3 separate regions of the Homo sapiens genome follow, and regions 2 and 3 are each linked to region 1. A link is a loop called in an ENCODE intact Hi-C map of the cell type or tissue named here. Cell type or tissue: endothelial cell of umbilical vein. All regions are shown on one strand. Each heading gives the region's core, and the rest is flanking DNA. Links, peaks and the distances in the headings are about the cores only. Region 1 has its middle 99 kb from the start of LINC01121. Region 2 has its middle 48 kb from the start of LINC01121. Region 3 has its middle 36 kb from the start of LINC01121.

Evidence for each region. A loop is a pair of places that touch in the nucleus more often than their neighbours do. Peaks named below come from ENCODE experiments on the same cell type or tissue, not always from the same donor. Only the 100,000 strongest peaks of a DNase experiment are listed, where the experiment ranks them.
Region 2: a loop joins it to region 1, with 5 times the contacts of the local background. A loop is called at or near these places in 2 of 110 quality-filtered maps.
Region 3: a loop joins it to region 1, with 6 times the contacts of the local background. A loop is called at or near these places in 3 of 110 quality-filtered maps.

What each region holds. Positions count from the first base shown.
Region 1 is chr2:45,348,843-45,359,394 of GRCh38, reverse strand. No RefSeq gene overlaps it. Among named protein-coding and RNA genes, the nearest start is that of LINC01121, 99 kb to the right of the region's middle. In endothelial cell of umbilical vein, for the core only: no CTCF peak of the experiment used is centred there; a DNase peak (open chromatin) is centred at 5,294; H3K27ac peaks cover 1,682 bases.
Region 2 is chr2:45,297,401-45,307,952 of GRCh38, reverse strand. No RefSeq gene overlaps it. Among named protein-coding and RNA genes, the nearest start is that of LINC01121, 48 kb to the right of the region's middle. In endothelial cell of umbilical vein, for the core only: no CTCF peak of the experiment used is centred there; a DNase peak (open chromatin) is centred at 6,222.
Region 3 is chr2:45,285,629-45,296,180 of GRCh38, reverse strand. No RefSeq gene overlaps it. Among named protein-coding and RNA genes, the nearest start is that of LINC01121, 36 kb to the right of the region's middle. In endothelial cell of umbilical vein, for the core only: no CTCF peak of the experiment used is centred there; a DNase peak (open chromatin) is centred at 4,790; H3K27ac peaks cover 1,502 bases.

The DNA of each region.
Region 1 (10,552 bases), core at 2,776-7,775:
CCAAGCGTTGTATGTGACTAGTACCATTCTGAATGCGTAGGAGAAAACGTAATTCCAGATATTCATTGCTGATTTAAAGTGCTTGGGCTTAATTCTTTCATAGGACCAAAGTTAATATGGAAATATTTCCAAGTGATACTGTAAAGTGAGAAAAAGATATAAAGTGAGAAAAGCAAGATGGACCACAAAGTATATAATTAATGTCTTCTGTGTAAATAAAGAAGCTACTAATATAGTCTCTTACATGTGCAGAGGGTTAGGTGAACTAAGGCTGGATACTGGGCTCAAAGCCTTGAGCACGGAGATGAGAGACAGGAGTGGCCTCAGTTCCTGGGAGTTGAGTTCGTGCAGGTACAGGCCAGGGAGGCAGGTCTTCTGTCCTTGGCACCAGCCAGCCCTGGCCTTTCTTTCTTGCCTCAGGCCCTTTTCCATCTCTTAGATGGGGCCCCACTAATTTGTCAGTTTGGGGATGAATTTAGTGTGTGTTCCACTGGCATGAAGTCAGGAGGAAAATAAATCCAAGGGAATTTCCATTTGGTCCTGACTCCTACTCCACATGGCCCCTGCCCCATCAGCCTTACCCTGGGGTTGGGTTTCAGATGGTTCCTGTGCATTTACAAATAAAACCAGGCTGCTCTGTGCACGCTTGTGAGGTGATGCCTGGGGCCTCGCACGGTTGGGCCAGAGATTGATACGGTGTGTGCACGCCTGGGCCAATCCAACCCTTTTGATCTATTTCTGAAAGCAGCTTTTTGCCTCCTGCTTCAAGTGATTGATTAAGTTAGGATCTCTTTTAGGAATTCTCTCCACTCATGCCTCCTCACCAGCTTACAATGAGCCCTGCCAAATTTTACTTTCCTTTTATGCTGCAGATTGTTCTGTTCCAAGTGGGTAAATGGAAACTGTGTTCCTAAGATGCAGCCAGTTACCTTGGAATTCCTGTTCTCCATTCCGTATGGTTCAGGCACCCTCTTATCACATCATCAGTCATGTTTCTAGCTGGGTTCTGGCCTTATGGTTAGGGAGCAGCTTTGCTTCAGAGCTTTCCTTCCCCTGCGGGCTCCCCCACTCCCACTTTGGTGTGAGAATCATGGGGAACCAGGGGTGACACCATTTATTTTAAAACAAGCCAGCACACATGTTTGTAGGCTTTTTAAAGCCATAGACTGTAAGTGGACACTTCCGGTGTTCCTCAGGCCCCAGCTGGAGAAGTGGCCCTTGGTTCCATGGGTCCTCGTGGAATGGGGATCCAAGGTGATTAAAAAGCACCAGCTTTGCGGCACTCAGACCTGTTGCCACTCCTGCCTCCAAGCACGGTGTTTTCTTGTAAAAACTGGGATTCAAGTTTTCATCTCTCATGAGTGGTGAGGAAGATGGACATAAACAATTAGAAGTATAAGCACCTTCCCATCTCCATTTTGAAGTCCTCCTTCTACCTCCCAAACCTTACATTGTCTTCTCCAAAGTGGCCATCCTGCAATGCCAGTGAGCCTGGCCCTCAGGGAAGGACATTGCCAGAGCTCTTTCCTCCTCCTCCTCCCCTGTGCCCTCTCACAGCACCCGGCTCACTGTATACCAAGCATTTCTTTCAGTTTCCCTGAGTTGGTGAAGTCTTGTTGAAATGATCCAGTGTGGTCTCAGTTCTGCTGTAAGAAATTGGAGCTAGGGTGCAAGTGTTAATAGTTCAGAGGTCTTGGGGCAGGGGTAGGGGAACTTTGAGACAAGAATGAGGCGGAGGAGGAAAGGCCCAGCCACACTTTCTCAACCTTGCAAAACCTGAGTTTTGCTTTATGAAGGCAACTAGTCATTCTCTTTATCATCTGCACTGTCCTGTTAGCAACTCTACTGTTTTGGTTTCTTTTGGGGACCATTTTTCCCCCACAAAGAAAGGCCTTCCTACAAATCTAGGGCTTTTAGTTTTAAAAATTACTCCATGAGAGTTACTACGTACGTGATCATAAGTATAGTAATATGGCATTAAGTTTAGAGGTTATTTATCCATTCACTAATTTACTCAGCAAATATTCCTTGAGTGCCTCTTATGTACCAAACACGATTCAAGCCCTAAGGATATAACAAATAACAAAAAAGACAAAATATCTACCCTCATGGGTCTGATATGGGAAAGATGTCAACAACGACAGCAAAATAGATAGTTTCAGTTAGTGACAATGAAGAAAAATGAACAAGGAAAGGGGGTGAAGAGTGATGAGGACATGGGGAAGGGAGAGTAGATGGGCTAGATCCTCTTTGGAAGGTATTTCGGTGGACACGAGAGTGAAATGAGGTTGGAACTATACAAAGACCCAGGAGAAGAACACTGAGGAGGTAGAAAGGTCCAGAGGCAAGAAACAGGGCTCAAGGAAAAGCAAGAAGGTCAAAGTGACCAGAGCACAGTATGCAAGGAAGGCATGGCAGGAAATGAGGCCACACTGGGCGGGGCATTGTAGTCCACAGGAGGAGTTTGGGATCTTATTCTAGGCATACAGTAAAGCCACGAGAGGATTTTGAGTAGTGGAGTGACATGGTTTGATTTATGGTTTTCAAACATCACTATGACTGCTGTGTGGAGAACAGACTAGTGAGGAGAAAGGAGGAAGCAAGAAGACGCACGAAACGGCAGCAGTAGCCCAGGCAGGTGGGGTTGGCTGGCTTCATACACTGCCGTAGTGGTCAAGGTCATGAGAAGCCATCAAATTCAGCGTATCTTTTGAGTATGGAGCCAACGGAACTTGCTGAAGGATTGCATATGGGGTGTGAGAGAAAAGTGAGTACTCAAAAATGACTCCTAGGATTTTGGCCAGAGTGGCTGAACAGCAATGCTATTTCCTGAGAAAGGGAAATGTGGAGAGGGAGCTGGTTTGGGATAGGAATCATGAGATGTGTTTTGGACGTGTTGACTTTGGGATACTTATCCGATATCCAAGTATCTGGAGCTCAGGAAGAGTCTGGGTCTGGAGCTGTAAATATAGGCATCATCGTTGATCAGATGAGGGCCATGGGACTGGACAGAGTTACTCAGGGAGGTGGAGAAGAGGATAGGTCCAAGGACAGCCATAGGGCTCTCCAACACTTACAAACCTGGAAGTGAAGACCTCACCTGAGCTCACCCTTCCTGGTCTCATGGTTTTGTGGGAATCTCCACTTGGTTTCCTAGCCCCCCATCCAGGATCAAGTTTTACATCTTGGTGGCTTAAGGCTTCTGCCCATGGGGACTTTGGAGATCTCACGGATCTAGTCCCTGGCCCAGGTCCTGGTGGCCTTCTTGTGCTCTAGTCAGAAGCCCTGGGTTCTCTTCACAAGCACGGAGCCTGTGTCTGGACCTAGAATGAACACACTGATGGCTCCAGTCCTAGTACTGTTTCCATGTTATACCTGAACCACAGAGTTGATTATTTTGTGACAGGAGACATGACTATTTTGTGACACTTTGATTTTCCCCAATGCCATGTGTTTGGTAATATGGGGCGGGCCATCTAGGAGGCAAGGGACGTTGCTGTCCTGACTGGGGAACCAACATTTTGATTTTCAAGATCATTTTCTCTGTGGTTTAAGCTCACTCCTTGGATCTCTCCAAACACTGGTTGTCGCTGAGTCATTCACTCTATATTTATTGACAGATACTATGAACCTTGCAAAATACAGTATAAGACATGGTTCCTGCCCTCTAGGAGCTTAGAATCAGGCCAGGCAATTGAAAATTGCTAGCATAAAATGAGGAACAGTATAACTTTATATATTCTTGCTTGGATCTGCCCTGGCACAGTGCTTAGCACATAGAGAATTTTCAACAAATGTGAAAGGAACAAGACCATAGAGGGTCATCATTGTCCAGTGACCTTTACCAACCATGAATGCTGCAAGATTCAGGGAGGAGGAGATGAGTAAGGGCTAGTGTGGTTGGAGAAAGTGGAGGGAGATGCAGTTGGAAGCCATGAGGTCAGGGGTGGCTTTAAAGAAGGGCAGGCTTGGGCCCCAGAGAAAAAAGAGAAGCATTGCAAGTGAGGAAAGAATGTGAAAAAGTAGAAGATTCAGCCCCCCTCAGGGTGTTGGGATCAGCCTGTGAAAAAGTTGAGGACATCTTGCAGGGATAGCAGGTACACACTACAGAGGTCCCAAAAGCCAACTTGGTACCTGGAGAGAAGGACTTTGCCTGCCGCTGCTTTGCTCTTCTGGAGGTTTGAACTCGTAAGGAAAAGAAATTGTGATTTCCTTTAAGCCAGAGTGAGAAGTGGCCCAATGTCTGACAGGCCTTAGAAGGGCAGCATATTTGAAAAGAGAAACAGAGGCAGGGAAGACTCCTTCATCCTGGGGCCACAAGCCCAGCACCTGGGAAGTTCATTATTGTAAGTACAAGTCCCATGGACCTGTGACCTAAGCTGGTGGCTGCCCACTCACCCAAAGCAAAGCAAACAGCCAAGGCGGCTGCCTTGATAACACTCTTATGACCAGTCATGAAAAGAATTAGTAATAAAAAAAATCACCTTACTTTGACAGAACGCTCTAGACTAGAGCTGAAAATGTGTTTCCACCTGCCTTCTATCTCTTAAGCTTCACAACAACTCTGATTTAAATATTCATGTTCTCTCCCAACAGGAGATGTACAATGTCAGACTGGCCCCAGGCCTGCTAATTGGCAAGGCCACAGTAAGTGTGTACCCCGGGGCACTGAGCTGTCCACCTGGGGTGATTTTATTTATTTATTTATTTTTGAGATGGACTCTCACTCTATCGCCCAGGCTGGAGTGCAGTGGCGCAATCTTGGCTCACTGCAACCTTCGCCTCCTGGGTTCAAGTGATTCTCCTGCCTCAGCCTCCCAAGTAGCTGGGACTACAGGCGCCCACCACCACGCTGGGTTAATTTTTTGTGTTTTTAGTAGAGATGGGGTTTTACCGTGTTAGCCAGGACGGTCCCGATCTCCTGACCTCGTGATCCACCTGCCTTGGCCTCCCAAAGTGTTGGGATTACAGGCGTGAGCCACCGCACCTGGCCAACCAGGGGTGATTTTAGTGCTCCAAGCACCAGCACCTGCTCTCGTTAGTCACACAGGAGGAAGACACACTGGAGGAAGGTGTGACCAACTTCAAGGCTGAAAACCAAATGGAAAGTAGAAGGAAGGAATGGATGATTCCTAAGGTTTCTGTGGTGAACATGGATGTGAGCCATTCAGTGTTCCAGGGGCTGGCTTTCTTACCACGCAGGCCTGGATTGCAGCTAGCTCTGTCCTTTAGACCTCTGCCCCTGTGATGAGGAAAGGAAATTGCCTTTCAATGACTAATGTGAAAGGAAAATAAAATCTCAGGATCCCAAACTCACTATATCAAAGGGAAAGTTAAGCTTGGGAACTGAGTCATGCAAAAAGCTACCTTCCTTCTGTTCCCAAACAGCTGTAGTTTTATATGTTTACTTTATCTCATGTAGAATGTAGATCTACTGAGCAAGATAGGAATGCATGCTTGACTTCCCCACCACTCCGTTCTTCTCACATGTAAAATGTAGCTTTACTGAGTGCCAATCAGAGCCTCACAAGAATGTGACCACTTGCCTCATTGCCTGCCCTCTCGCCTTTTTTTCCTTTCCTCCTCCACTTCCTTCTCCCTCTCCTCTTTAAATATCAAAGTCCTCAAAACCCTCTTTGGAAAAAGCGCAGGACACAGATCCTACTGGGACCCATGTGTCTCTTTCCTGGGTGCATCCTCAACCTTGGCCAAATCAGCCTCTAAATCAATTGACATCTGCCTCAGTCACTTTTTGGTTGACACTAATAAACTCATGTTTAGGTACCTTGGCTCCAGATCATTTTATTTCCTACCTCACAAGGACAAAATCCCAATTTAAAACAAATGCTCAGCTTACCAAACAGAAAAGGAAAACAGTAGAAGATAAGAAAACAAAACAAAAAAGCATGCTCTGGGCCATCTTTGTTCTATTATCATATTTTTGGTCTTCTAAATGAAGCATCTTTACATGCAAATCCATTTTTGTGTATTTTGACTGATTGCTGGCAAGGTAGAGAGAAATAAATATTTCTGGAAATGGGCATGGCATAAACATATCATTAGCAGGGCTGCAGCTTTGTGTGTGTGTGTGTGTGTGTGTGTGTGTGTGTGTGTGTGTGTGTGTGCATGTGGTTTGAAAAGATGTTTATGGTGAGTTCAGTCAACAGACCCTCCTATCTTCTCTGTGATCATGTCTTTAAGGACCTGGGAGCACCAGGCCTGGGGAGGATAGATGGGAAATGTTCTTGGAGCTTAAGGAACATTCCAGATCTTAGGCATTGATTAAGCTAGAAACCCACCATCTGCACACTTGCTCATAGCCCTTCTGATCATATTTCTTAATTTTTAAATGTCTGAAGCGTGTTTAGGTGTCCCCCATGACGCCGATGTTGCTTTAAAAATTCCAGCTGTTGCAGAGCTCTTCTCAAGGATGTTACTAGGCAACTTAGCGACTGCAAGGGGGAAGGTGTTTCTGACCTCCAATTCCAGTAGAGCCCAGGCCTGTAAAATACATGTAAACAGGCAGTTGTGACTTTTTCTTTTCCTTTTTAAAAATCAGACTTAGTCACATTGAGGTCCTGCTCCAAGGCAGGAGGATTGAGTGTAAAGATGTTAGCAGCTGAGTTGAGATGGGAGTGTTTTCACGTCTGGGATATATTGCTTTGTCTAACAAGGTGCCCCAGCAGGCTTCCAATTGTGGTCTCCCCAGACCCTCCCAGCTGCACAGGCTGATTGACAGACTGTGGGCAGATGCGGTGCCAGACTCCAATAAAGAGAGGGCCTTGGGAAAATATAAGGCAATTATTGATGGGCAGCAATCCACTAATCAGACAATTTCAAAATTAATCCCATATTCCCTTACTGTATTAGCTTTCTTTCTTGTTTGTATTTATATAGCAAATTCATGACTTCAGTGAAAATTCTTCCCTCCAGCCCAATTATATCTCTCTGAGGACATTAAATTAAAAAACAAGAGATATTGAAAGTGGCTTGCAATTAGTTTCTTTAGTTAAAGGTGCTGCATGCACTTAGCAACTGTGGCGCTCATCACAGGATGCATAATAATAAAAGTAAACACACGTATTTTTTCCTGGGCTTGACAGGGTGAGGGGTTGATAAGAATAATATGCCTGGCATTACTCTGGACCAGTGATAATGGGTTAAATAATTGTGATTTGATTTGTTAACTGATTAGATTTGCATAAAATCCTACTCCAAACTCCTCAGGATGCTCTGCCTTCCTTCTTGCTGTGGTCCATCCTCCCGCCTTCCCTTGCCTCATTAAGAATGTACATTTTTTTTTACAATAAAGTCATTCAGAGAAAACGCGATCAGTTTCTATCACAGGTTTCCCATGCAGGATAACCTTCCAAGTAGTGGTATGAAGCTTTTAAATATACATAAATACATTTCAAATATTTTGCCAGTTACTTATTATGGAAGTGAATCTCTTTATTACCATTTCCATCCTCATTTCATCTCCCTTCCCTGTCCCCTGGTTTTTGTAAGTTTTTTGTTCTGTTTTGTTTTATTGACCTGAAACAGCTGGAATTCTCTTTTTGTTCACTGCAACAATTGCTTCTGCAGAATGCTTCCCGATTGCATAAATTTGCCACTTAAACTGAGGAACGTCAAGCATCACTACAATTTGGAGGAATTATAAATGGCCAGAAGCTCATTTTGGCCTGAAGACTGTGGTTGTTGAGTTCTGCCTGATCGTCCAGCTTTGGCAGTCTCTCCCCCCATAACCCCTACAAGTTCAGTATGTTGCCATCTGCCCCATATAGAAGTATATCCCAAGAAAAAAAGGACAAGCCCATTATCTTTGCATCCATTGAATCTGACGAGTTCTGAAGGAGGTCAGCTTCTATTTCAATGAAGTACTGGTGAGTTGAAGAAGAGAGCATTGGGATTTTAGGCACTTTCCCCAACATCTCATAGTTTAAATTTCTGGTATACACTTCTATGCAGATGAGTCCTGTCCTCCGGCAGGAGGAATTGATGCAACTCTGGTCCCGCATCAGGACTCAATAACTTCAGGTACCATTTGATTCTCTTCCCATTCTGACCCTGGCCCCAGTTCTACAGGCAAACCTTGTTGCTGGTTTGGAAATAGTCAAGCCATTTAAGCCATTACTCTTCCCTCCTATGCCTGGGATGACATTTGCAATCAATCATTAAAGTCTTTTTCTGGAATCAGTCTTAGAATCTTGTCTTAGATTCCTAGAGTCTTAGGTGAATCAAGTGTTGGGGGCATCCAACCAGTTGAGTCAAGAAGAAAAGGCCAGACGTAAAGAAGCTAAGAAGAGTGAGGAGGGCTTTCCATTCCAGATGTTGAGATGAGGAGTGGGAGAAAAGAAGGCAGAGGAGAGCCAAGGAATAGAGTGGAGAATATACAAAGTGTGTGGTGGAAACCATGAGGAGCCCAGTCTTCCAGGAGCAAAAAGGGCAGAGATGAGGTTGCAAGAGCAGGTAGAACCAGAATCTTGTTCAGCCTTAGGCCCCAGGACTCACTGCCAACTAATCAGAACTGGTATGCAAACTGGCCAAGAAAAGTCCCTCATCCAGACCCAGATCTGGGGCTCAATTTTCTGTGCCTGCATCCTTGTTACTGTTGGCCTTCCCAGAATACCAGTTTCCTTAAGAAGAGGACCCTGGGCCTGAGGCATGGCCACTTGCTGTGCAGCTTTCCTGGTGCCACTGTCTCCTTGATTCTTGGGGAATTGCTTGTTCCTGGATGTCCGATCTTTGGATCTATGGGGAGACCCTCCTTGAGACCTTCATTGTCAGACTAGCTCATGCCCATTAACCCCTGTCACATCTGCTAATTCATGCCCATTAACGAACTCATGTCACATTCTGCTGTTACACTTGACATCCCCTCAGAAGCAGCTATATCCCAGCTGATGTGTCTAGTTCCAGGTCCCCATCCCTGCTGTCATCCAGACAGATGGAACATTTGGGAGATGAGGAGGAGATAAACCATCCCTTTACTGAATTTTCCTATGCTGTGCTAACCCATGGAGGGGAAGTTCAGAAGTATCTCAGAGGAAATGCAGAATATGAACTTTTCCTTCTCTGAAAAGTAAATTGTTAGAAAAGAGAAAGGACCAAAATGACTAGGGTAGTTTAGAGCTTCAAATCAGTGTCAGATTAGAAATACAAAGAGAAGACTCACCGAGTAGGCATGGAGGATGAACAGCAGGCTTAAAATATGGAAGAGCCACCATGTGCAACAATGAGCAAATGTGTTTCTGAGCAGCCCCAAGAGGTGGAATGAGGCCAATGAATGGAAGTCACAGGAAGTCAGGTTTTTACTTTATCTAAGGAAATAGTTTCTAAAAGCCAGACATTTCTAAAGATAGAGAAGGTTACCCCCATAGACAGTGACAACCCTGTCACTGCCAGGCATTCAGGCAAAGGCTGGACAACAATTTGGCAAGGATGTTACTTCAGAATGTGGGCTTCACGTGGAGGCATCAATGACTTCAAGGTCATTTTCAGCCTTAAGAAGACAAGGCCATTATCTTTGCATCCATTGAATCTGACCAGTTCTGAAGGGGTCAGCTTCTATTTCAACAAAGTACCGGGGAGTCAAATGAAGAAGAGAGCCTTGGGATTTTAGGACCTTTCCCCAACATCTCATAGTTAAAAATTTGGGTATATACTTCCATATACATCTCCCTAGTTCCATTCCTCATGAGGCAACCAAACACCAACTTGGTTGCTCATTAAAGTCTTTCTTGGGCACCCGCAGAAACTACATCTAAGGCCCATAAATAAGCAGGTGTTTTTTCTTTTTAATGGCTTTTCCACATCGACAGCTTATCTCTTGGAGACTAATATGAACTCTCGTATCCGTTTCCTACTCAAGAAGTTCCAGTGGCTTCCCACTGCCTACTAGAGAGGGCCTCCCTCCTTAGCCTGCTGTCCGTGGCCTTTGAAATCTGGTTCCCACCTGCTCTCGCAGCCTCATCTTTGCCCTTCTTGTTCCAGGAAGGCTGGGCTCCTTATGGTTCTCTTCGCACACTGCATATTCTCCACTCTATTCCTTGGTTCTCCTTTGCCTCCCTTTCTCTCACTCCTCTAACATCTGGAATGGAAAGCCCCCCTCACTCTTCTCAGCTTCTTTGCATCTGGACTTTTCCTTTTTTTTTTTTTTTTTTTTGAGACAGAGTTTCGCTCTTGTTGCCCAGGCTGGAGTGCAATGGCACGATCTCAGCTCATTGCAACTTCTGCCTCCGGGTTCAAGTGACTGTCATGCCTCAGCCTCCTGAGTAGCTGGGATTACAGGCGTGTGCCACCACGCCTGGCTAATTTTGTATTTTCAGTAGAGACGGGGTTTCTTCATGTTGGTCAGGCTGGTCTCGAACTCCCGACCTCAGGTGATCCGCCCGCTTCGGCCTCCCAAAGTGCTGGGATTACAGGTGTGAGCCACCTCGCCTGGCCTGGCTTTTTCTTCTTGACTCAGATGGTTAGATGTCCCCAACACCTGATTCATCTTGATAGTAAAAGACTCTGAACTTCATGAGAAGCCTTCTTCCAAATGCAG
Region 2 (10,552 bases), core at 3,620-8,619, 52 kb after region 1:
TCTGCCTCTACTGCCAGCTTGCAGGACTCTTCCTACTCATTTTGGGGATGTTTGATGCAAAAGTTGATGCTGTGTGGGTGCAGACTTCCAGGAGCATGTTGTCTGAAACCTGCAGTGATTTCAGGCTGAGGCTCTTCCTGCTGGGAGCCAGGGACAAGAGTGGATTAATGTCAAGGGTCCCATGATTGTGGACAATCCCAGAGACACTATAAATAGATGGAGAGAAGCTGTTTCTTCTTTTCTCCTCAAGGAAACCACCCAAACAGAAACATTTCATACACTTGCGATTGAGGAATGCAGTTGGCCACTCAAGCTTAAGAGAACGTTGGAGTTTTTTTGTTTTTGTTTTTTCCTTTTTTTCCTTCTCTTTCTCATTTTCCTTGAAGGAGGATTAGAAAACACACACAGGCACAGGCCACAGGTGCGCACGCGCGCGCACAAACACACACACACAAACACACACACGAATGCTTTTTCTTGATCTGAAAGAGCACTGTCGAGTCACTAAGTTGATTGTCCTTCTTTCAGTTCAGCATGCCCTGCCAAATCTTACCCATAGAACAGATGCCTGTGGCGCTGCGGTGGTGCCCAACAGCTCTGAGTTTCAGCCTCTTCTTCCTGGGACTTAACCTCTCACTCTCCACTGCTGTCCTTTGAACACACAGGAGTAAATTGGTGAGCACCATTCATTCAAATGCACGGTGAGAAGTGTAGTGGGGAGATGCAAAAGAAGAATGAAATAGCCCACAGAAGATTTCCACACAAGCTGATAAATATACACCTGTGGTTCTCGTTAACCACAGGAGTCAGTGTGGCCCTGTGTGATATAATAAAGAATAAACCTTTGGTCTCTGCCCCTAGTTCCTGGCACCGTGCTCCTGAAACCCTTGTACTTTCCTAAGTGATAGTCGTGCTAGGAGCATCTTTTGTTCTAATATTTAGTCTTTGACCTTGGTTCCTGACACAGAGCTCCTAAATCCCTTGGAATTTCCTGGATAATAGGTGCATCTTTTGTTCTAATGAGGTGACTCTTGGTGGGCCCCTGGATGGGGGCTGCTCACTAGAAAGACCTCAGCATGATCAGAGGCTCGGAACATTCAGCCCCACCCCCATCCCCAGGGAGGGGAGAGGAGTTGGATATTAAATTAATAATTGATTCTGCCTTTGTGATGAAGCCGCCATAAAAATCCCTCAAGCACAGGGTGTGGAGGGATTCTGTGCAGGTGAACACATCCATGAACCAGGAGGGTGGTGCCCCCCAACTCCACTGGAACAGAAGCTCCTGTGCTGGGGACCCTCCAGCCCTCGCCCTATGCATCTCCCCTTCCGGCAGCTCATCTGTGTTTTTATCTATCCTCTAGGATAGAATAAACTGGTAAATGTGTTCCCCTGTGTTCTGCGAGCTGTTGTAAGAAATTATCAAGCAAAAGGGGTTGTGGGAACCCCAGTTTATAGCCAGTCGTGGGTCAGAAGTACAGGTGGCAAGTTGGGGCCTGCAGTTGGCATCTGAAGTGGGGGCATCTTATGAGTTCTTAACTTGTGGATCCCTCACTAACTCCAAGTAGATAGTGTTAGAGCTGAATGGAATTGTGGGACACACATTTGTTGTCTGCAGAGAATTGGAGAAGTGCTTGGTGTGGGAAATCACTTACATATTTGGTGTCAGAAATGTTGAGAATATAGAGAAAAACTGTTTGCTTTTCCTGTATACCCAGGAAGCCCCAAGCCTTTTAAATTATGGTAACAAAAATCAGAGAAATGCAGCAGGCAGTTGGGCTGTATGTACTATGTTTAAGAAAAGAACAATAACAACAACAACAAAAAACCTTTAGAACTCACAAATTCTCATGGTGTTGTCCTTCAAAGCTTACCCTTGGATGACCTTCTGCTCATTCCCAGGATACTCCATGTACTGCTCTAGAAGAGCCTTTTCCCTGTGGAGGCCCAGGAGCCCAGCCCCAGAATTAAGAGAGAAGGGACTAACACACCCCACCGTGAATGGGCTCTAAGCCCAGTGCAGTCCTGTCCTCTTGGTTCATTCTGGTGGTAGAATTTTGGGCCATGCACCCTTTATGCAGTTCCTGCCCCTTGGGCCTCATACTCACACCCAGAGAACACTGCAGAAGTTCATTGGAGGTGCCTCCCACAATAGTTCCGCTCCAGCCACACCCCGGGCTCTGCCTTGCAACTCTCCAGCCCTCAGGGGAAGCTGCTGCTTCATCCTCTGCCAGGTCTAGGGGTATGAGGGAGATGGGCATATGAGGTACATCCTCCTAACAGGCAGAAAGCAGGCAGCCTTGTGTGTTGAGACATGCCCCCACCCCAACCACTTTTCCTCCCCATGTCCACAGAAAAGCCAACCTGTGGTGGCTGTTGGTGGCCTTGGGTATAACCTGAGGAAGGGCTTGGGGAAAGGGAGGCAGGGAAGTCATACTGGCTACAGGGAGCTAGGTGTCTTTAAAACTCCTAATTGTGGAATTGTCCTCATGCTTCCTGTCTCTGAACTTGACTCCTGATACTAGACCTCTTGGTAGGGGCCCAGGAGATGAGGTTTGAAGTCACCTTCTGGCATCCTGGGGGTCACCTAGGCTATGTCTGTTCTTGCTCCTCGTCTCAGATTCTGGGCCATTCTGCATGGCAAGCAGTAGGCAGCAGGTGGGAGCCTGGAGACCACCCAGCCCACCCCCTTATCTTGCAGGCAAAGATACTGAGGAGCAGAGAGGGGGCACTGAAGTTCGAAGTCCCTTACCTGGAGAGGGACACTGCCAGGATGAGGACACAGGTCCTCAGGTGCTCCGGTGCACAGCAATGCCACGTGCGCCTGGGAACACAAGAGTCTGTCTGGGCTGTGCCTCTACGCACTGTGCCAGCTGTCGGCCAGCCTCCCTTGCAGGTCACAGACTCTTGTCATGCTGTGTCACAAATATAGCTGCTTGTGATCTTCAAATTTCCATAAATGACAGAAAATGGAATCCTCTTGCTTGATGGTACATTCATGGCATCACCCATCCCAGAAGTGTGGTATGTTTGAGACTTCTTAAAATCAAAAAGTGTTTGCTTTTTAAAGACATGATTCCTTAATGGTGACTTTAAGCACCTAAAGTTCTCCAAACAAACTTGCTGAATTACTAAAACCATCCATTTTGCCAAGCTGATCGTGAAACAGAAAAAATCACCTTCGTGGAAAAACTGGCGCAATCCAAATAAAACACAAAGTTTAATTCATTGTAATGTACCAGTGTTAATTTCTTAGTCTTGACAAACATACCCAGCTACATGGGTTCCTCTCTGCTTGAATTAAAGGCCCAGCACACCCTAGGAGGATGTAGCTCCAAAGGAGTGGGGAACCAGCCTGCAGCCTCCATTGCACCTGCCCTGGGAAGAAGACTCCCAATCTCCCTTTGAAACGTGGCTCCATCCTGCACCCCAAATTAGGACCCTGTGGACTTCTACCCACAGCACCCCCCACAGACTCATCTCATTTTTGTGAGGTGCTCTCTCTTTGGGTGGGGGTGGGGCGGGGTCTACACCACTCTCTTTGTTGGAGAAAGTCCCCTGGAGAAATGCTGCTTCAGCAGCAAAGAATTATGTCACATCTTCTTTTCTTGGGAAAGAAAGTGGGGAGAGAAAAGAAGAGTGATTTAGGCATATTAGGCATCCAGCACCAAGGAAGTTCTACCAAATATTTTTTAAACTTTATGTTAGAATAATATGATAGTGAAGAGAGTTCTACATATCCTTCACTCAGGAACTCCTGAAGCTTATCACTGGTTTTGGGTGAGTGCTTTGTCATGGTCAAAGACATTTTAGAAGATAAAAACAAAGAAAATGCCTGGAAGCCAAGCCAAAGGATAGAAGAAAAGAGGAAGAAGGAAAGAAAGAAAGAAAGAAAGAAAAAGAAAAGAAGGAGAGAAAGGAAGTAAAGAAAGAAAGGAAAGAAAGAAAGAAAAGGAGAGAGAGAAAGGAAGGAAGTAAAGAAAGGAAAGAAGGAAAGAGAGGAAGGAAGGAAGGAAGGAGAGAAGGAAGGAAGGATAAAGGGGAATAAAAACCAAGAAGCTGAAAGAGTCTGTGGGTTGTTGAAAGGCAAAAAGCGGCTATCTCTGTGGTCAGGCTGCTCCATCATGCCCAACCTCTCCACTTGTTTTTCACCTCTGGCTTCTTCCAGTCTTGGGGCCAATAACAGTGTTGGAAATGTCACGGGTTAATCATGACAGGCAGCTGTGCAGAGCCGGCTGGGCATGGCAAAGTTGGAAGCATCACTCAGGCCAGGTGTGGACTGCCCTCTAGCTCTGCTGGATGCATGTTAAGGTGGTTCGGGGTGAGGTGGTTTCCCCCAGAGGCTGGGGTAGGTCAGATGGCATGCCTGTCAAACTAGGGTGTGACTACCTGGAGCCAGGAGGCAGCATGCTGTAGGATCACAGAATTAGTGAGGCACACACAAATCATCATCAAGAGGTTACTGGAGACCTACTTTGTGCAGGCACTGTGCTGGGTGCTGGGGATACAGCTGTGACAAAGTGGAAAAATTCGTGCCTGCATCATCCTATAGCAGTGGTTTGCAAAGTGTGGTCTCTGGACCACCAGCAGCAGCATTGCCTGGGAACCTGGGAGAAATGCAAACTGAATCAGAAAGTCTGAGGGTGTGGCCCAGTGTTCTGTGCTTTTGCCACATCTCCAGCAGGTTCTTAGATGCACTAAAGTTTGAGAAATCCTGTATAGATGACATCCCTGGCACACAATGTGTGCTCCTGTAAGGGAGCCAGGAGCATTGGTACCAATACATAGGGCTCTGGGTGGTCCCAGCTCCCTCTCTCTCCCCATGGGCCCACAAAGACACTAGATTGCACATAAAAGGTAACTGACCACAGAAAATCCTGAGCTCTCGCAGGCAGGAGCATAACGATGCTGATAATAATACCAACTGCAACAGCTGACGTCCAATGGGCACTCGCTCTGTATCAGTCACTGATCCAGAAGCTTCACATGGACTAGCTCAGATCATTTAATCCTCACAACTGTCCAAAAGCAAGCACTGCTGTTATCTCCATTTCAGAGTTGAGGAAATGGAGGCATAGAGAGGCTACAGCTTTTAGAGAGGAGGCAGCAAATGAGTGGTGTAGATACGGTTGTGTTGGGTTGAGGTTAACCAGGAATCATCCGGGCAGGTGGGAAGGGTTGAGCCGGGTATGATGGCAGCAGGAGAGCAGTCCTGGGGTGAGTGCAGGTAACATTAGCTGATGGAAAACCCCAGGGAGGTTTTCCTGCTTCCCACTGATTTCCCAGAATGCCCCTGGGTATTAGGTTGCCCAAGGACTTCCACATTAAGCCCCTCCCTCCCAAATATTTGTGCCTGTGGATCTCCACCATGTTTATTTCGGAGCTTGGGGGAAAACTCCAGCTCATGAATCCACGGTAAAACAAGAGGCTTATAACTTGGGGTGTCATTTCCCCTGACTCTTGGATTGATCTGCATGTTCATGAGTGCCATGAAGCTAGAGTTCCCTCTGCAGAGCTGCAAGCTGTCTGGAGAGGAAGATGAAGATGTCTTAGCCCCAGGCTGCTCCCTTGAGTGTCTCCACTGAGAGAATAACAGAGCGGGGTGTGTCATTAATAAGAATTTGCTTGAAGGTTTTGAAATTGAATACTTTTGGAAGGAAAGGACAGGTAGTTGGAAGATAGACCACAGTACAGGTAGTGTGGCCTGTCTTGCTCACTGAGTGATCTCCCATGTGCAGCTCATAAGAGCCTAGTAAAATATTTTCCTGAATGAGCAGAGTACGCCCCGCCTCAGGGCCACGGAATGCCCCAGCTATCCAAGCACTCAAGACCCACCGAGACTGTGAGCGCAGCCGGAGGCAAGGTGAGCCAAGTGCAGACTTGGAGTGGAGAAGTTAAGTCAGTCGCTTGGGAGCAAGAGGGCTCCAGCTGATGCTGGGAAGGCTGGCAGGGATTCCGGGAGATGAAAGCACAGGAGGGGATGCTCTCCATGCCGGGGGGTCAGCCGGGAAAATGTGTGTAGGTAAGAATGGACATGGAGAATGAGTGAGCTACCCCTCGGTTCCCCAGCCCCCTGAACCCTGGGCCTCGGGGGCTCCTGCACGTGTTTCCAGTCTGCAGCAGGCTCCCACAGAGTCATTAACTGCAGCAGGGGAAACACCTGCCCCTGGCTGCTGCCAGGTTTTTTTATGTTGTCTTCATTGCTTCGTGCTTATCTCATTTATGATTATAGAAAAGATTCTTGGCAGCTGTCATCAAATCCTAACAGTGCCTTTAATGTCCCTCGTATATCCTGAATGTGTCAGTAATTCCACTCTGCACATTTATGCCTTTCTTTCACCGGCAATAAAATTTTAGAAAAATATAACTTCAATGGAAATGCCTATGAGGACAATAGGGAACATAAACACACGCCTCCTAATGCTTGAAGTAGGTGAGCACACACAGGCAAATAGCATGAGCTGAAGTGGTTTGGGCATTCAAGAAATTGGGCTTGAGGAGGATCAGGCTGTAGGCACGCAGGGCTTTTGCATGCATTAGAAAGTAAGGCTGTTAGTGGGATGGCTGGCCTGGGCTTGTCTTTCTCGGGGTTATCAATGAAGGCACATCATGGGTGATGCATTTAGTTTCTTGCCTCCCTTAGAGTTAGACATTATTCTGTGGCTTCTACTTTGCTGTTGCAGTGATAAGCTGAGGCCCTGACACCATGTTCCTGTCACCTTCCTGTTGTGGCCATGAACGATGCCTTGAGCTCAGCTGTACCTGGATGCTTGGACTCAGCTGCTGCAGCTCAGAGGCTCTGGACGAGCCCTTCATCATCAGGCCATCTCTTCTGAGATTCTGCTCAGGACTTGGGCCTGGATGATCTGCTGAGCTTCAGTCTCTGCCCTGCTCCCCTCATGGAGGACCTGATTCATCTGGAGCCTCGGACTCCCTATGTAGTGGTCCCTGGGATCAGAGCAGCACTCTTGGGTGAGTTTACATGCCTGTTTTGTCAGACAGGCCTTTCTGATGCTGGATCCATAGCTGCCTGGATCTGCTCCGGGGCTCAGCGCCTTCCAGATCGTGCTGGATGCCTGCATCTGGACCTCCTGACAGCCCCCATTCTTGCTCTCCTGACACCTACATGGGAAGCCTTGTTGCCCACGCTGCCTATTGGTTTGGCCCCCATGAGCATCTGGGGGCCCCAGTGCAGCACATCTCATGGCCAACAGAGGCTGTATGTGGGTGCCCTTGTACCTCTAAATTCATTTAGAGGCTGATATATTGTCAATCAGCAGGTCCTTTGTAAGCACTTACAGTATCCCTGGCCCTATGAAGGATGGTGGATACAAGACTTGCAGACACACTCCTGCTCTAAAGCAGGATGTGCAGTCAAGCCTAATGATGCTCAGCTTTTGCATGTGGCAGATGATGTTCATAGCAGATGCATGTACCCACCAGTCATGTGCCGTTCCTGGGATCTAAGCCTCACTTTAGCTCCAAGAGGAACTAAAGCACAGAGCTCTTGGTAAGAAACTCTGAAGCTCCATAGTGCCTAGACACTGAGCAAAGGCCTGAGCAAGGTCAAGTGAAGTCAGAAACTTTCCAGGTCAATCAAGTTTTCAGGGTACATGAATAATTCCTCAACCTTAGTTGCCCCAGAAACCATTCAGAAGTCCATTTGGAGTCTTGCCAAACTGGGAAGGCGGGCAGCCCTTTGAATGGAGGCTGTAAGCTCAAACCCGCCTCTTCCACTACAGCTTACACACTGTGTACACAGCACACCCACAGATGTTGCCAGAAAGTCAGTGGGGCATCTGGAAGCAAGGGCTTTACAGAGAGGACAGATAGCTCTTGTGTGCTGCCAAGAGTATAACAGGTGTAGTCACCAAGCAGGGTTCCTGGAGCTTGGGAGATGCTCGTTCTCTCCCTTTCCTCTGCTTAGCTCCTAGGAATGGGGCTCAGTTCAAGGTGAAAGCCCCAGGTTCCTTTCTCTGAGTGCAGAGCCTTCTCTCACACGCCAGGGCTTTCTAAGACCCTGGCAACAGTGAAGAGAGATGGCCCCTAGGAAAGGCTAAGGATCCCAACGTCCCAGCAGCTTTGGGACCTTGGCCTTCCTTGGGAATCTCAAGGACTCAGATCCCTGATGGCACGGAGGGGAGGGGAGTGAGAATGGTGAGCGGACTGTCAGGCAGAATGTGTCAGTTGCAGGTACCTGGCTGCTATGGTGGCTGCTAGGACAGCCAGAGCACCACCTCCACACGCTGGCAAAGTCTGGAGGCTGCCACGGCCTTTGAGTTTCCAAACTGGTGAGGAGGTGGGTACTTAACGCTGTGCAGTCTTCTAAGGGCCTGGGTAAAATGAAAAATGAGTCAGGGATGAGCCCTCAAAAATTGCTTCAGAGGCTGCACTACAGAGAACTCTTAGAGACAGCTGCTAAGGCTTATCCCAGTGACATTTGGTGAAACAAACTGGTTATTTAGGTTCTGGCTGGAAGAGATTACTTGGGCGAAGAGAGAGGTGTCCTAGAGACAAGGGGTGCTTAGCTTGGAATAAGAACTACTCTATAGGGTCCTTGGGGTCCAGGCCAGGCCCTGTAGGATCTGTGACCAGGGGCAGGGGACCTAATGCTCCCTCAAGGAAGGTCAGAGGATCCTAGGCTTCACTGAACAGTTTCCAACAATGGTCACTGAAGGTGCAGGGAGCACCTGTGGGTCAAATCCTAGGTCTCTCACCTAGGATTTGAATATATGAAATATACATTGTTGTCAATGCCTGGGGCTGTGACGCTGTGGGCAAAGTACCCATAGCGTACTCATGGAAATTCAAGAGAGTCAAAATATCAAGGTGTTCTCTTGTTTCTGCCTCAAGAATGTTCAACAGGATGGTCTTGTGGTAAAGAGGGTGAATAAACCAGACACAACTGCAAAAGAAACAATCTCTTCTCCCCTTCCAAGCAGCCCACACCCACTGTTCTTGGTGTTGACTGCCACCGAGGCTCTCCAGCTCTAGGAGGCTCCTCCGGGAAGCCAGAGGGCAGGGCCCAAGAGGTAGAGTCCTGTGAGTTTATGCTTTGGCCTGATGGCTTGGTGGACAAGAAGGACCAAACCTTCAGCACTTATGGGCTTTTCCTAGTGGAGCTCTGTGTAGGTAGAGAGAGAGGTGTTGTGATTGTTCTGAAGTTTCCTAACCTCTTTGTCTTGTTTTGCCTGAGTTTGGGAGTGTACCACCTGAGATCCGCCTGGCTCCCCAGCCCTTGCTGGGCCCTCTCACAGCTGCTCTCACAGCCATTCTTATTAGTGTAAGAGCTGATATAGATTAGGGAGGTCTAAATCAGTGCCTGCTTCTGCTGAAATTCCTGGCCAGAGCCTCCTTTCTGAAGCCCCAGACTGAAGGGCCTCACTGTGCAGACCAATTGATTTATTCTTGGGGAGAAATCCATTGCCAGGCAGTGCATGGAGCCCCAGTGGGCCACCCTTTGAAGTTATTTTTATTTGGCTGATTTTTATGTTTAACGAGACGTAGTTGAATGTTGAAGGTGGAAAGAAGGGGCCAGAAATCCAGGCACCAAACTTCCCCAAAACATCTCTTTTGAAGACCCTTATGGGTAGATCCCTCTGTCCTCCAGGCAACCAACCAGCAGGTCTTTAGTGAACAATGACTGTGTGCTAGGCTCTGTGCTAGAGCTTGAAGTGAAGATAGTTTCAGGCCTCAAAGAAGTTTACAGTCCACGAGGGATGTGGGTGGGAGCAGGGTCAAAGGAAACGCAGGATTCGCACCCATGAAACAACTAAAAAGAAAACCAAAGACATACTTGTCACACAGCATAGAACTTGCTGGCCATGGGAGTCAGGAGGAAGAGCTGTGTGGAATGAGACATCAAAGACTTTATGAAGAAGTTGAGACTCTGGCTTAACCTTGAAAAAAGAGGGAATTAATCAGCTTGCAAGAATGTATTGTGTATTTGACATAAAAACCATGTGGCCAGGTCTTAACTAAAGTAGTAAGGCAGAAGTCTTATAGCTGGTTAAACACACAAGACATGTATCTATGAAAAAGAAACACAAAATAGGCAAACAGGACTCTCTCTCTCTCTCTCTCTCTCTCTCTCTCTCTCTCTCTCTCTCTCTCTCTCTCTCTCTCTCTCTCTCGGGTGGGGGGTTGTATCTGCATCATACACTTTTTACTCATTCATTTGCCCACTTTTTTGCAACCAATTTACTCATGTCATTGTTGAGGGACCTATGGCAGGTGCTTTGTGCTGTGGCTAATAAGGCAGAAATTGAGCAAAATAAGCAGTGAGCAGAAGAGAGACTCAGAGGCATGCATGGACAGGAAGGTGTGGGGAAGGGTGCCCTTGAGTTGCATTCTGAAGTGACTGGATTTGGATTGGTTGGCAGAGGAGAGATAGAAATAGTTCATTATTGGGTTGGACAGATTAAAGGACCAAATGTACAGACAATGGAGAAAGACACATGAGACTAAGGCTTAGAGGGAGATACCACCCCTGCCACTCCAGGTCCACTTGAATGGGTTGTCCCCAAGTCTGTCTGCTTTCCAGGTTAGACCCCTC
Region 3 (10,552 bases), core at 2,176-7,175, 63 kb after region 1:
AAACCCTTGGTGATGCCTGGGCTCTGCTTCTTAATATGGCTGTGTGATGCCAGTCACGGCACTAGCTTGCCTCAGTTTCTTTTTCCTGATCCAGAGAATGACATTTGCCCAGCCTTTCTCCCAGGGTGCCTGTGAGGATCCAGTGAGATTGGGCATGGGAATGAAGTCTCACCGAGAGGTAAGGAGTAATTAATAGTAACAGTAGGCTGGGCGTGGTGGCCCACGCCTGTAATCCCAGCACTTTGGGAGGCTGAGATGAGTGGATCACCTGAGGTCAGGCATTTGAGACCAGCCTGACCAACAAGGTAAAACCCTGTCTCTACTAAAAATACAAAAATTAGCTGGGCGTGGTGGCAGGCTCTTGTAGTCCCAGCTACTCGGGGGGCTGAGAGAGGAGAATTGCTTGAACCCGGGAGGCAGAGGTTGCAGTGAGCCACTGCACTCCAGTCTGGGTGATGGAGTGAGACTCTGTCTCAAAAAAAAAAAAAAAAAGTAATAGTAATTAATGTTGCTGCTGAAAAACTTGGCCCAGCAAGACCTTGAAAGGTCTGGGGCAAGACCTTGCACCAGAAAGGAGCAGCTAAGCCAGTGTCACATGTCCACAAAGACTGAGGTTTCCTTGGATCTCTGTTCTCTCTGCCTGGAGGGTCTAACCCTCCTTTCTCTGCCTACGATGTTCTTCCTATCCTGTAAGACCTTGGACAGACCCCACTTCTCCAGGAAGCCCATCTGGATTTGAGGCTCCTTATTCTGGGCCCCCGTAGTGTGATACCTATGTCCTTCTGTTTCATGTTCCCATCAGCTGCTTGTGGAAATCTCCTCTATTGGACCAGGAATGACTAGGAGGTGAGACTTTTATTTGATTCATTTCCAAATCCTGGGACACCCAGTGGATTCCTATTTCCAGATTTGAGCTGACTTTTGATAACTCTTTTGTCTCTGGAGGCTTTGTAGGGAGAAGAGGTTCTAGGCTCCTATGGCCTAAATGGGCTCAGCCCTGCCAATGTCTCTGACCCTTTGCTGAATAAGGATTTAGAGGCTGTTTCTGATTTGGAAATTGCAGCCGGAGTTTTTTTAGTGCCGTTTTCCAAAGTCAACATTCCCAAGCAGAACTGGAGTGGAGAGGAAACAGTGCCCCCAGACCTTGGAGGGAAGGATCAGTGTGGTTCCATTATTTAATTAGGCTGAAGAATGCTCAGAGGCGTGTACTGAGCAAGAGGAGGTGGGGGTATCAGGGAAGGGGGATGCTATGTGTTACTGGACCATCCTGTGGATCTGGAGAGGAAGCCTAGGGTGGGAGGCAGAGCATGGGGCAAAGGGTTAAGGCTCTGGCCTCAAAGAGGCAACTAATTGTATGTGGTTACTCATTGAGGGCCTCAGTTTTCTCACCTGCCAAACATGGACACGGTTGTCATGTCTCAGAATTATCATGAGATATTATTTTGGCAGTCTTCATAAAAAAGCTTTGAAAAGCTCTAAAAACCCCACTGTGGTCTAATGGAAAATACTCTGGGTCATTTGTGGGCTGTGTGATCTTGGTTAAGTCCCAGTCTTCTCTGGACCTGAGGTTACTCATTTAAAAAAAATGAGATGTTGGATTGGATGATCCTGAAGCCTGCTTAAGTTCAGAATGTTTATATTTGCTCTTCCGACCTGTGGAGACTGAAAGACACATACACATAATCAGTTTGCATTTCAAGGCACACTGATTGGCCAGTATTTGCGTATCAATAAATTACTGCCATCGTCAGCCAATCATTGAGCACTGATAGTGTTGAGAACCTCTCTTGACCTGTGCTTCTCGACATCTTATTGTTTGGTTGCTGTATTATCATTGACTTCATGTGTGCCCATGTCTTGTGGTCCATCTAGACCAACACTGTCCAATAGAAATACAATATGAGCCACAAATGCAATTTTAAATTTTCTAGTAGCCACACTAAAAAAGTAAAAAGAAACAGGAGACATTTTAATAGTGTATTTTATTTGACCCAATATATCAAAATATTATCATTTCACCATGTGTTCCCTATAAAACATATTAACAATATAGTTTTACAGTTTTTAATGTTAAAATACACACACTCCCTAGTGTGCATTTTATACTTACAGTGTGTGTCAATTTGCATCAGCCGTATTTCAAGTGCTCAATAGCCACATGTGGCTAGTGGCTCCCATAGTGGACAGCACAGATCCAGATTGCAAGCTGCTTAAAGGTAGGGGTTGAATTTTGTGATATTTAATACTTGGAAAGAGCTTTAGAGTTTAAATGCCCTTTCTGCTATATCATGTCATTCTGTCCTTACTGCTGTCTGGCGAAGCTGATACAGTTGTGAACACCATTTTATAGATAAGGAACCTGAGGATTTGGGGAGATCAAACGCTTGCTTGAGGGCATAGCATCAATAGAAGCTGAGCTGGGATTTGAACTCAGATATTCTGGTTCTAAGTGTAGAAGGAGTTCTAACAGGGCAGCTACCTTCATTTATTTGTCCATTTACTCTGTGATTTGCTTGTTACTTAACCTAGGTCCATGCTCTGTGCCTGGTGCTGATATTAACCAGATGTGATCCTTTTGTATTTTAAGAGGAGGCAGAAATGGAGAGGTTAATTTTGATGTTTCTATTTCTTTTCTTGTTTTTTGTGTGTTTAGGTTTGAGAGAAAGATGAGGTCGGAGGATGACTCTAGCATTCTTGTCAGCATCTTTATCTTTTTAACTGCAAGCCTGCTTCAACACATCCGGTGAACCAAGGCTAGAAAACATTCCTGTGTTTCAGGCTGTATTTCCTCTCATTCGTTGTCTTCTGGTTACATGAGTTCCCTACCCGGCTCCTCCTTCCTCCTTGGCCTGTATCCCTCACTGAGCCAGGAGATGCTTATCACATACACTTTCTGTTAGACCTGACTTTGGCCAAACTAAACTGTTCTCTCTCTCATGTGGCGATCTTGGCTGATTGTTTTTAGGAAGGGAAACCTCATTTACTTTCCTGACATGGACTTTAATTCTGGGAGCCAGAGGCTTCCTGTTGCAAGGCAGGGTTGGTCTGTGTTGCTCTGAGGGGAGCCTGATGTCCTCACCAAGCCCTAGCTACACACTACTCACTAGAGGTGCCAGGTGGTGGCTCTTGAAAACTAGGGAGGGGCCCCAGACTGGAGGGCAGGTAACGGAGATGCTGGAGGCAGAGCCCACTATCAAGTATTGGTGGTCACCTGGAAGTGCTGCCAGGAGGCCATGATGGGAATGAGGAAGGAGCAAGGGTCAGGGTTTGAGGCTCCTGAGCCAAAGTAGACAATAGCACACTCAGAGCCACAGTCAGGGGCTTAGTCAGGAGCTGAGGTTTGAGAAGGAGGGGGCCCCTTTCCAGAAGGGACCATGATTTGACCCATGTTCTGTGTCCTCCCTCAGTGCATTGGTACATAAGGCATCACAGAGTCCTTGAGATGAAGGAACCTTAGACATCAGCTACCCCGAGCCCCTACTTCATTGATACCAATATTGCCTGCAACAGTGGGTTCAATTAGTGCTTTGTGGAGTCCTGGTGTTCCCAGGGGTGTCTCAGGGGTAGGGGTGTCTCACGCAATATTTGGGACATAATTACTGTATACTAAAATATTATTCATTGTTTATCTAAAATTCCAATTTAATTGGTTGTCCTGTGTTTTTACTTGCAAAATGTAGCAACTCTATTCAGGGAGTTTGCCAGGAGCGGAGTAGAGGGCTCAGAGGGCGGGGAATTCCACTACCCACCCACCATTTTAATGAGACCAGCTCTACTTTTATCTGACAGTGGTAGTTAAAACTAACAAACAAAACAAATCCCTCCCCTTTCATGGTCTCTGATTGTATCAGTCAGGGTTCCCTAGAGGGACAGAACTAATAGAACGTATATATATATATAAAGGGGAGTTTATTAAGTATTAACTTACATGAACTCAAGGTCCCACAATAGGCTGTCTGCAAGCTTGAGGAGCAAGGAGAGCCAGCCCGAGTCTCAAAACTGAAGAACTTGGAGTCCGATGTTTGAGGGAAGGAGGCAACTATCATAGGAGAAAGATGTAGGCTGGGAGCCTAGGCCCATCTCAGCTTTTCACATTTTTTTGCCTGCTTTATATTAACTGGCAGCTGATTAGATTGTGCCCACCAGGTTAAGGGTAGGTCTGTCTTCTTCTGAGCCCTCCAAACTGTTCCAATCTCTGCCTGTTACCCAGTTCCAAAGTCGCTTCCACATTTTTGGGTATCTTTTCAGCAGTGCCCCCATATTTTTGGGTATCTTTTCAGCAATGCCCCACTCTACTGGTATCAATTTACTGTGTTAGTCCATTTTTGTGCTGCTGATAAAGACATACCTGAAACTGGGAAGAAAAAGAGATTTATTTGGACTTAACAGTTCCACATGGCTGGGGAGGCCTCAGAATTATGGGAGGAGGTGAAAGGCACTTCTTACTTGGCAGCGACAAAAGAAAAATTAGGGAGAAGCAAAACTGGAAACGCTTGATAAACCCATCAGGTCTCATGAAATTTATTCACTATTACGAGAATAGCACAGGAAAGACCAGCCCCCATGATTCAATTACCTCCCCTGGGTCCCTCCCACAGCACGTGGGAATTTGGGAGATACAATTCAAGTTGAGATTTGGGTGGAGATACAGCCAAACCGTATCACTGACCAAGGAAGAATCCTAGACAGTATTATAGAGAAGAGATTTGGACATAGTACCATTCATGAACAAGGGTTACTCATTTCCCCCAGTATCAGATAGGTCAAAGCCATGTTAAGGGAAGAATATAAATCTCTTCTGATGACCAGCCAAGGAATTCTGTTATTGTTGTTTTAAGGGATAGATTCTCATGATGGTGAGTTAAGGTTGAGAAAAAGACAACTGCATTCAGAAAGGGACACTTCTCTCTCTCCCTGCCCTCAAGATGTCCAAAGACCTTGAGACCAGGGTGTACCCTCCCTCACTTCCTAAAGCATCAGATGCCAGGCTGGAAAGAGGCCCCAGGATGTTCACAGGAGGCTGCTGGAGTCTATCCCATTTGCCAGGGATGGAAAGGGACCTCAGGAGTTAGGAATTGATACTTCAGTGAAGAGAGGGAGAGCCTCCAGGGGAAAGTGTGGAGATGGTTAGGGTCCCCACCCCACCAGGGATGAAAGGGTTAAAGGGAAGTGAGGGGAGAAGGGGAGAGTTAGCAAATGAGAATGCGTTTTTTAACTTTATTTATGTATTTACTTGTTTATTTATTTTTATAGAGATGGGGTTTTGCTATGTTGCCCAGACTGGTCTTGAGCTCCTGGCTCAAGTGATCTACCTGCCTTGGCCTCCCAAAGTGCTAGGATTACAGGTGTGAGCGACCATGCTTGGCCAAGAAAGCATTCTTTTCACTCTTTTTCTGAAGGCCTAGGCAGAGAGGTATAGTCCCTTGTGCAATGCAGAGAAGCCAAGTACAAAACATGGTGCTCAAAATTGTGCGAATTGCCACCCCAACACCTGCTGCATTACCTATTGTTTTAGAATTTTGGAACAATTACCTGATTTCATCAGGAAAAAGAACAGCTTTAAATTTTCAAAAGAGTCAGTGTGGAGTCAGCCAGCGGAAAGTAGGTGAGGGCGTTCCAGCATGGGTTGGCGGCAGCTCATTTTTCCATGGCATGTGTGTGGAGGACCCTCTCTCATCTAGCAGGTCATGTGGAGTGTCTGTTTGCAGAAACAGTAAGACAGAGCTCATCACTTTCATTCCGAGATGGAGCTAAAGAGAAAACCCTAAGGGATCAAAAAGGAAGGGGCCTATTCCGTGGGCCTGAGGTTTTAAGTATTTGGCTTCCACATGAGATTTCAATTTGAAGAAAGAGTTCCATGGCTAAAACAGTTTGGGAAAACCATTGCTCCCCACAATATACACAGTAAGTGGCCTTCCATCTTCAGTGAAACAGCCAACTAAAAACAAAAGTGTGTGTCAAATCACACATAAACTGGGGATTTCCAAGGCTCACTGAGAAGGGAACATAAGCTGGAGCCAGAGCAGAATTAATTGCTCAAGACCAGAGGAGAAGCTGCAGCTACAATGGAAGGTCCTCCTTCTGTGTGCCCTCCCCATGCAGCACTCCACCTTTCCTCAACATAAAAAGGGAGCATACAGTTAAAAAGAACCCACTGGAAAGGCCCAAGGGAGCTTGTTCAGGCCTTCCACCATGGGAGGAAATAATGGGAAGGCATCATCTATGAACCAGAAAGCTGGTCAGTGAGCCCCAGGCCATGGAGTTAACTGGGCCCTTAAGTGCAGTTTAGAGACCCTCTACTGTTACTTGAGAATGACCCCTGGAGGGTCCTGCCTCACTCCCTTCTACTATCAAAGTATTCCTTCCAGCCAAAGAGCCCTGGGGGCAGTTCTGGGAATGCAGTTTTCTCATCTTGATACAGTATTGCTCAGTTTATTGATCATTATAGATTGGGGCACAAAGTTGCCTGACTGTTCACCCCAAAACATGGCACTGTGTGGGAGGAAAGGGGTCTGAACTGTAAGGATCTGGCGCATGAGCCCTGAGAAGGACCTTGTGGGTAGGAGACTTCCAGCCTTGCCTTCTCCCCTCTGTTAGAAGTTGAGTCGGCAGGAGGCAGGCTGGAGCACAGCTTTTCCACGGTGGTACTGGGGAGAGGCCTGGCCTGCTCCAGGGCCTCCAGTGGGGAGGAAGTTGCTTTGCGATGGGCCTTGAAGGCTAGGGGTTTGGATTCATGAAGAAAGGGGAGACCATTGTTCCAGGGTGGAGGAGGTCTTTGTGGACTGGGCATAGGTTTTGGGGGATAGAGGGAGAGAAAAGGTAGAGGGAAAAGGAGCTGGCAAGGCCCAGATTTTAGAGAGCCGTGAATGCCAAGCTGAGTTCAACATTGAAGCTGAGATTTTAAACAGTCGAGTGCTTCTGATGGCCCCATACTGATTGACCTTGTGAGCCAAAAAGCAGCATTTGACACGTCCACATCCTGCCACCTTCCTCATGCAAATCTCCTCAGCAGTCTGCAATACCTCTCTTCTGTCTTGGGCTTGAAAGGGGGCTCTGGCATTGCCCATAGCCCCTGGGAATCCAGATGTTCACACTGCTGGGAAGGAGCTCATTTTTAAAAATCCAATAGTTTGTAATGAGAGGCAATTTTCTCCCAAAAGCAATTAGTATCTGCTAATTTCTTTGCACACAATTGCTTTCAAGAATAAATTCCAGGTTCCATATGGTATCCCATAAATCATATCAGAAGATTTCTTTCTTCTTAGGTATTTTATTCTTAAACAGACTCAGATTTTTACCTTTAAGAACGGAAGGATACTGAAGTACAAACTCCCTCCTCACCATATGTGTGAAAGTTTATATCTGAAATTCCAGATGTGATTAAAATCCAATTTAATATTTTTGATGGATGAGTCAGGGCTGCTACCAGCAGACTCACTGCTGTCATTTCCGGGTGACAGAGAGGTGAAAAATATTTGGTGCTTCTAAGTAATGCATCGATTCTAAATGGAGGATGAAAAGTAGTTAAAATGAAACAAACTGGCCAAGTGCAGTGGCTCATGCCTGTAATCCCAGAACCTTGGGAGGATGAGGTGGGCAGATCACTTGAAGCCAGGAGTTCAAGACCAGCCTGGCCAACATGGTGAAACCCTGCCTTCACTAAAAATAAAAAAAAATTAGCCAGGTGTGGTTGTGCACACCTGTAATCCCAGCTACTTGGGAGGCTGAAACATGAGACTTGCTTGAACCCAGGAAGTGGAGGTTGCAGTGAGCTGAGATCGTGCCACTGCATTCTAGCCTGGGTGATAGCACAAGACTCTGTCTAAAACAAAAACAAAAACAAAAACAAAAGAAAAAGAAAAAAAAGAAACAAACTGAGGACAGCGAAAGGAAAGCCACTATGTAGGTCCAGCCCATCTAGGTGGTAAGGAGAGCAGAAGAGTCAAGGGAGATAGAAGGGAGAGGAGAAATAATTCTAAAGCATGGAGTGCTTTGGTGGCAGGGGAGGTGAGTGGAAGGATAGGGTTCATTCCAAAATGGAGAAGCAGAGAAGCCAGGGGCCTGAAAAAGAGCGCAGAAGTGCTAGAATATAACAGTGATTATTTCAAAAGTCCGCTTAAAGCCAATCCTGCATCAAGACAGAGGGCTACCCTGTGTCCAGGACCCAGAACTCATAAGCTCCCTTTTGCCTATGTCATGGGAATAGACTGGCCTGAGAGTATACCAGCAAGCACCACAGGGCTTTGCCAGGGAGATTTGTTCTCATGAACTGATTGCTGGGACATGAAACTGTCACTAGGCCTCCCTGAGGCGGGTATGACAATATTCAGGCAGGCCCTTCTTGAAATATAATGTCAGGATAAGAAGGTAGTTTCAGCCGGGTTTGGTAGCTCATGCTTGTAATTCCAGCCCTTTGGGAGGCTGAGGCAGGAGGGTTGCTTCCTGGGCAACATAGTGAGATGCCATCTCTACAAAAAATTTAAAATTAACCTGGTGTGGTGGCAAGTGCCTGTATTCCCAGCTACTTGGGAGACTGAGGAGGGAGGGGAGGATCGCCTGAGCCCAGGAATTCAAGGTTACAGTAAGCTATCATGCCACTGCACTCCAGCCCGGGTGAAAAAAAAAAAAAGGTAGTTTAAATTCACACATCCAAAGTGATTCTTCTTAGTACAATTGCTGACCAAGGAGATTTCCAGTTGTACTTGAAGGTACATTGATCACCTGACCAGTGCTGAGGGTCTCTTAGCCAGAGGGACCAAGACCCCAGCAGCAGTTGCCTGTGCCCTTAGAAGAATCTTCAGAGGTAAGGATGCAGCAGTTCATTAACAAGAGGCAATGGAAAAGTGAGCTTCCACTTACGAAAATGCCATCTAGAGAAACACTTTCAGGTCTGTGCTGTGCCTATCCAAGCAGAAATTCTCTAGAGGACTGGAGAGTTTCCAGCTTTCCTCAAAATGGAATGGGTGATGACGGCTCTATGGGGGAGTTAGCGTTTCTTAAGGAAATTTTCTCTCAGGCATCTCTCTCTACGTGCTAGCAAGTTGCAGGGGAAAGCAGGTAATTCAGGGCACTAAATATAAGCCTGGGGATCAAATCCTTGCTCTGCCAATTTTATTTGAGGATTCTTGGCAAAATGACTTGAGCTTTCGGAGCCTTGGGCTCTTCATCTATAAAAAAGGGATGTATCAGATAGCTTTTGCTGAATAACAAATTTCTGAAAACATAGTGGCTTAAGATAACAAGCACTGAATATTTCTCATGATTATGTAAGTTGGCTGGGAAGTTCTTCAGGTGTGGGTAACCTCAGCTGGGGCTGGATGGTCAAGAACAGCCTCACTCCTATGCCTGTGGCCTCAGCTGGGATGGCTGGAGAGGTGGGCGCCTTGCTCCACATGGTCTCTCATCCCCGGGAAGCTAGCCTGTGCTTGTTCACAGAGTGGCAAAAGGGTTCAAAGCTGAGAGAGGGAAAGCCTTGATGCAAAAGCACTTTTCAAGCCCCTTACATTGTGTTTGCTAATGCCCCACTGGCCAAAGCAGGATGGTCAATACAGAATTGAGCGGATGGGGGAACAGACTCTACTTCTCGATGGGATGAGGTGCAAAATATTGTGGCTATTTTTTTTTAGTCTACCACAAAAAACAGCAACAAATCTACCCCAGTGGGTTATTGTGAGGCTCATATAAAATAATGCATGAAAATAAAGCTCTTGACATGGTCCTGGCACATAGTAGGTCTTCCGTGAACGTGAGTTTTCATTTCTTCTTTTTCTTCTTCTTGAGTAAGAGCACATCTTTATGAGAGGCATGATGGATCTGTTGACTCTAATTCCATTCTCTTTCAGAGCACATGGAAATTGAAGCCATGTGGGACTTAACAAGAGATCAAATAGTGCCTTAAACATCCCAGGGCAGCAGTCCTGTCCCCAGAGCCTGGGGCGGCCCCTGTGATGGAGCCTGTCTTTCCTGGTGCTCTGGGTCCCTCCCCTCCCAGCCTGCTGCAGGTCGGTCTTTTTCTCATTACAAATTGCTCATAAGCACACACATCCCCAGATGCCCGCATAAAAGCTGGTATTAAAGTTGTGTAATGGTGGTGTGAGCCTTGTTATTATTAGGGTAGCAGTAAGCTGTTCCCCAGAGCTTGGGGCTGTACTGGGCAAAGCTCTGGAAAAGCTGCACACTCTCTCCAGTGCAATCTGACCGCCCCCTCCCAGTGAGGCTGCAAAGAAGAGATACTGAGCTATGCAATTGTATGGTGAGTCAGTTATCAGGGGAGAAGAATTAGATTGTGAGGGTGGAAGCAGAGACCTCTGAGGAGAGAAACCCCTAGGGACAGAAGAGAAGCACTGGAGATCTTCAAAGGATTCTGCTGATGCATTTTCTCCAGGAAAAATTCCATAATATTTGGCACCTGCCAGAGAAATACTGCTCTGCATTTGATGGCATGTCATAGGGGACCAGGCTTCCTGCTCTTGTCAAGTCTTACCAACAACTCAGTGAGCTTGGCAGGAGCATCAGCCCCATTTTACAGATGTGGACTCTGGCGAGTCTTCAC